Linked DNA regions of Homo sapiens: region 2 is linked to region 1. The links are chromatin contacts, found by Hi-C or POLR2A ChIA-PET in ENCODE. All regions are on one chromosome and are shown on one strand. The core of a region is the stretch at or near the end of the contact, and the rest is flanking DNA. Distances in the headings are between cores, read along the strand shown.

Region 1 (2,707 bases), core at 100-2,599:
GGAGATGGGCATCCCAGCTTCAAGTTCTTTCTAATTTAGGTCTTTGTTTCTTCTATTTCCTAGTAATTTGTTTTATTTTTATATTTATTTATTTATTTATTTGAGACAGAGTCTTGCTCTGTTGCCCAGGCTGGCGTGCAGTGGTGCAATCTCGGCTCACTGCAACCTCAGCCTCCTGTGTTCAAGCAATTCTGCCTCAGCCTCCTGAGTAGCTGGCATTACAGGCATGCTCCACCACGCCCACCTAAGTTTTGTATTTTTAGTAGAGACAGGGTTTCACCATGTTGGCCAGGCTGGTCTCAAACTCCTGACCTCAGGTGATTCTCCTGCCTCAGCCTCCCAAAGTGCTAGGATTACAGGCGTGAGCCACCACACCTGGCTGTATTTTATTTTTTGATCTCTAGTTTCACTTGCAACCATAATGGAAAGTCTAATGCTAACATCTGAGATGTTAGATGATTTGTAAAATATTTATGTTTTTATATGTAAATTTCCATACTCAAAAACCCCCTGTACTCCTGCCTCTACTCCCACTGCCCTGGTCCTGCCCTGTGTTACAATAATGTCCTTCCTGTCTGCTCCCACCACCTACCATCTTTGTCCCTAAGAGCCACTGTATATGCTCCAGCCTCTAGTGGGATGAGCTTTTTAAAATGTAAATGGAATTGTGTCTTTCCCCTGCTTTAAAGCCTCCCAGGGGTTTCCCTTAATGGAATAAACACTACACTCCTGACCCTGGTCCGTAAGGCCCCACAGCTCCAGTCTCCCTTCCCCTCACTCTCCTCTCAGGCCTGGCACAGGCCAGCGGTTGTTTGGAACCTGTTTCCTTCTGAGCTTGCCATGTTGGCTCCTTGTTTTGCTTTAGGGTTCAGAGAGGCCTTACTCTGATATCGCCCCATCCTCTCTCCCAGCCCCTTCTGTGTTTCCATGCAGTACTTGATATAATTTGTTATGCTTTATTTATGTTTCTGTTTACTTTTTGTTTTGGTTTTGACCTGTCTCTTTCACTGTAATATAGTTCCTGTCAAGGGCAGGAACCAAGGGTCTAGTTCACTGTTATCAACGCTGTGTCTAACACAATTCCTGGCACATGGTAAATGCTCCATACAACCTTGTTCAGTAGCTGAATGAATGCAGTGGTCCCTGCTATAGTGGTATCCTGGACAGTTGGAGACACCCAGATGCAAATTACCCCCAGATGCCCTGATGGACTCAACAAAGCTCTGAGGGCAGAAGTCACACCTGCATGCCTTCTAGGTCCTCTGAGAGAAGGACAGACAGCCCCCATGGTGGCCAGGGAGAATGTGGGGGAGTGACAGCAGTCTAAACTAAAGGCATTCTCCTTTCATTCCATCTGCTTTCTGATTCTGTGGCACAGACCAGAGATCCAATAGAGCAGTGGCAAGCCGATTCAGTACTGTTCCAGAAGGCCATTGCAGGCCTGGAAGCTTCCACACAGCCTCATGTGGGAGGGATTACCCAACCCCGGTTTCTGATAAAAGAACTATCTCAGCTGTGGATCATCATTTGAATAAAAATCAAATGACTTAGGATCTGTCCAAAATGAAGAATGTTTTAATACTTTGTGTGTAAAAACACTGATATTTTGCTTCTTTTTTATTAAACAGATTTTATTATTTTTCAGAATCTTGTCAGCATAATCATTTTATGGGTGGATGAAATATTCAGCCCTGCTGCTGCAGGAGTTCTTTCACAGCAATTACCTTGTGGCACTTTTGCTGTAATTAGGTTTTCGCCTAGGATTTTTCCCTGGGTCTGGGTAATAAATGAAATATGACCAGAATTTAAATTTGTCAATTACAAGCAAGTGTAGTGCGTAAACACACAACAGAGCCATGAATTCCAAACCACAGGCTGTTGCTGGGGGCCAGATGCTCGGAAAATTAAAATGGAAATAAAACTACTGACTGGAAAACGAAAAGTGGCCCCCAAAGAAAGCAAATCTCCCCTAACACTCATGCGTGATTCTACCCAACTGTGCGAGCTCTTGACTACAAATTCTTAAGCGTGAAACTGGCAACTCAAGAAACAAGCAGGGATTTGCATTAAAACCGTCTACGCAGGGCTCTGATCTCCTGCCTTATGAACTCCTGTTTCTTGAGGCCAGATCAAACAGTTTTTGGACATAGTGGGCCAGGGTTCCATGATGGTGATGTTCTCTCCAAGCTGCTCAAGGACTGCCAGAGATTTGGGCACAGGATCGGCTATCTTTCAGCAGCTGCTGTTTTCGCTGACCTGACTTCAGTAATTGCTCCTATGGGGCCCTCTGCTGGCCATCTTTTGCAGAAAGGGAAATCTTAGGGATCTGCACTGTTGGAGACTTTGACAAATAATGTTTCATTAAAACAACCACCAAACAAAAACACACTTTTTTTTAACTTTCATATATAAGAAGCCCTAGACAAGGGAAAAGGAAGTCACAATTTTATAAACTTCCCAAGTGCCATGCATTTAATATTCATACAACAAACCTTTCTTGAGCATCTGTTGTGTATCAGACACCATGCTAAGTTTGAGGCATGTAGGGGTGAGCCATGGAGCTCATGGTCTGGTGAAGGAGACAGACTGGAATCCACACATCACACAAATGCATATTAAGTGAGGATTCAATTAGAAGCTATCAAGGAAGGAAGGATGTCCCAGTGGGGACGGTGACACGGCTGGGGCAGCTTTCAGGGAGGGCTTC
Region 2 (2,707 bases), core at 90-2,589, 130 kb before region 1:
GAAGCCCTGGATAATCAAACTTTCTTCCTGTGACAAAGCACTGGCACTCAGAGGTTCCAGGGTTGCAGAGAGTGAGTGGGGCTGTTGTAACATGACCAGAGTGCTTGCTCAGCCCCTCACTGCCAGGACAGTGAGCGAGCCAGGACTCGGATGGTGGGGACTCTCTTTCCCCAGCAAGGGGCAGCATTGAAGCTTAGCTTTTCATGGGACAGGTGGCATTCTCCTCTTGGTAGAGGGATGATGATATCTCACAGGTCTCAAAGTCCCCAGTGTGAAGGCTTCTGCTTTCCCAGACAATTCCAGTAAACAGCTGCAACACCTCAATTCCAGCCTGCCTAGTGTCCAAAACTTTGTGTGTATTTTCCCACACCCAAGAACACTTCTCACACTTGGCCTGTAAGAAGGGAGAGCCATGGGGGAGTGGCCCTCATGGGACAGAGCCTACTCAGTGTCTGGCAGGTGCTTTGGGCCTGCACACCTGCCTGAGAGGTGATAGGGATACTGAGAGAGCATGGGTATGGCTGTCCTGCTGATCTTGGCCTCTGGAGTGTTCCCTTTCCCCATAACCCAGGTGATGACACTTTATGGAATTTGTCACAACCCTTTGCATGACAGGTGGCTGCTCTGATCAGACCCAGCAGGGAAAAACCCACCAACAGAATTAGTGGGACGCTGGGGGACTCTCTGCTGGTGGCAAGGTGGGGAGTAGTGCAGGCAGGCGTGACTTCTCCAGCCCTAGGAGTGCAGAGGAATGTACCTTGTCTTGGCTGCAGCAAGACCTGGGTTCTAATCCCAGCTCTGCCACTCACCAGGGGAGCCACGACACTTAGCTAAACCCCAGTTTCCTTACCTGCTGAAATGGTGATTGCAATCCCTACCTCCAGGATCAAGACTAGAAAGAGGCAAGGAAGGTGCCTAGGGCACAAAATGTAAGCGGGGGCGGGTGCCCTGCAAGAGCAGAGTTGGGATTTGCCTGTGAGCTGATATCTCTTACTCATATCATCATTACATTAAAAAACAGCCTTGTGCCATTGATATTATTATTATCTCCAATTAAAAGTGGGGAGCCTTGGCTTGGGGTGGTGTTCAAATGACACAACTTCACACAGCTGGTAAGAGGCAGAGTTGGTACTCCAGCCTGGCCTGCTTGAAGGCAGAGTCCATGCCCGGGTCCAAGGTCAGTCTCTTGAGGATCTTGAACAGCAGTGGGAGGAGGCAAGAGGAACAGTGTGTCACTGATGGGGCAGCTGAGGTTTTGCCTCGAAAAAAGAGGAACAGCCTGGGCCTGGGCGGGAGGGGAGAGTTACGGCTCCAGGGCCTTGTCCTTGAGATAGATCTCATCTTCCCACACCCCTTTTCCCCACCCCCGCAGCCTCATGGGTGGCCTGGAGGACACTAGAAGCTCTCCTGGATTGGATTCCTCCCTTCTGCTCACTTTGGCTCTGTCATCTGTGCCTGGGGTAACATTTGTTCCCAGTGCAGAAGGAGATGAGTTTAAACCTCCCCAGCCAGAATGGAGCCTGCACAACTTCTGGTTCCTGCCAGCGGCCCCCAGGAAGTCTGTGAGGCGGGTGGAGGGGAGCTGACTGTGCAGAAAGAGGAAGACGCAGGTTCCCCAGACCCCTGATTTCACCAAGCATCCGAGCCAGGAGCTGGGCTTCTCCTAGGTTAAACAGCAGGCGAGGACCTGGCTCTGGGAGTCAGGCTTTTAACTCCTAATAAGGAATCAGGTGAGGGAGATGGCTCTGGGTAGGCCCTTAAGAAAACAAGTTGAGCAGAGGGGAAGCAGTGGTCTAAAGTCATCCAGTGGCTGGACGTGGTGGCTCATGCCTGTAATCCCAGCACTTTGGGAGCCCAAGGCAGGAGGGTCTCTTGAGCCAGGAGTTTGACATCAACCTGGGCAACATAGTGAGACCCTGTCTCTATAAACAGTCAAAATTAGCTGGTTGTGGTGGTGCACATGTGTGGTCTCAGCTATTTAGGAGGCTGAGGTGGGAGGATTGCTTGAGCCCAGAAAGTCGAGGCTGCAGTGAGCCGTGATTGCATCACTGCACTCAGCCTGGGGAACAGAATGAGACCCTGCCTCAAAATAAATAAATAAATAAAGTCATGCAGTAACTGACAAGGCCATAGGCTTTCATAAAGTGATCATGAGATGTTGCTCTTAGAATCTGTGCCTGGTGCTGAGAAAACAAGTAATGAGTGAGAGGGAGTCCCAGCCCGGAGGGGCTCTCAACCATGAGAGTATCCGCTAATAACAGAAGTCATATCCATCAACACTACTGAGCACCTAATAGGCAGGGAGCTTTATCTGCACAATCTCATTCAACCCCATAAGAAGGGTATTGTAATTCCATTTTATAGATGAGGAAACTAAATGCCAGGGAGGTGAGGGACCCAGTCCGAGGCTTCCGAGCCACAGTGCAGGGTCCGGGGATGTCTCAGTCTAGAAACCAACTGTGCTCCTCACTGCATTCGTGGTTTGAAATTTTTTTTTTTTTTAATGCCAAAGAGATTCTTTAAATGTGGGAGAAATCCAGTAAATAAAACAAATAAAAATAGAGCCAGAGGGGTGGGAGTGGGGATGCCAGAAGCCTGCCCACCCAGCCTTTCCTTCTGGGAACAATCTTAATGCCCTTCCCTAGACACTATGCAAGCTCAGACCCAGCCTGAATGTTTTACGTGGCTGGAGGCTCACGCAGGCTGG

The links. A loop is a pair of places that touch in the nucleus more often than their neighbours do. ChIA-PET counts read pairs that join two places held with the same protein, here RNA polymerase II (POLR2A). Pooled maps may share reads with other maps.
Region 2: a map of heart left ventricle shows a loop between it and region 1 (2.8-fold over the local background). The contact joins two enhancer-like sites. A Hi-C loop is called at or near these places in 30 of 168 maps with a recorded cell type or tissue (A673, Caco-2, GM20431 and 18 more) and 26 of 50 pooled maps. POLR2A ChIA-PET finds 5 or more read pairs at or near these places in 4 of 52 experiments (H1, HCT116, activated CD4-positive, alpha-beta memory T cell and 1 more).

Annotation. Positions count from the first base shown.
Region 1 is chr5:170,225,611-170,228,317 of GRCh38, reverse strand. No RefSeq gene overlaps it. Among named protein-coding and RNA genes, the nearest start is that of C5orf58, 6.0 kb to the left of the region's middle. Within about 2 kb of position 1,349, at least 3 of the 41 ENCODE cell types and tissues checked have a DNase peak (open chromatin) inside an H3K27ac peak, as active enhancers do; they include testis, where a contact is called at or near this core.
Region 2 is chr5:170,356,928-170,359,634 of GRCh38, reverse strand. It overlaps a transcript of KCNIP1 not described here. Among named protein-coding and RNA genes, the nearest start is that of LINC01366, 27 kb to the right of the region's middle. Within about 2 kb of position 1,339, at least 14 of the 41 ENCODE cell types and tissues checked have a DNase peak (open chromatin) inside an H3K27ac peak, as active enhancers do; they include testis, where a contact is called at or near this core.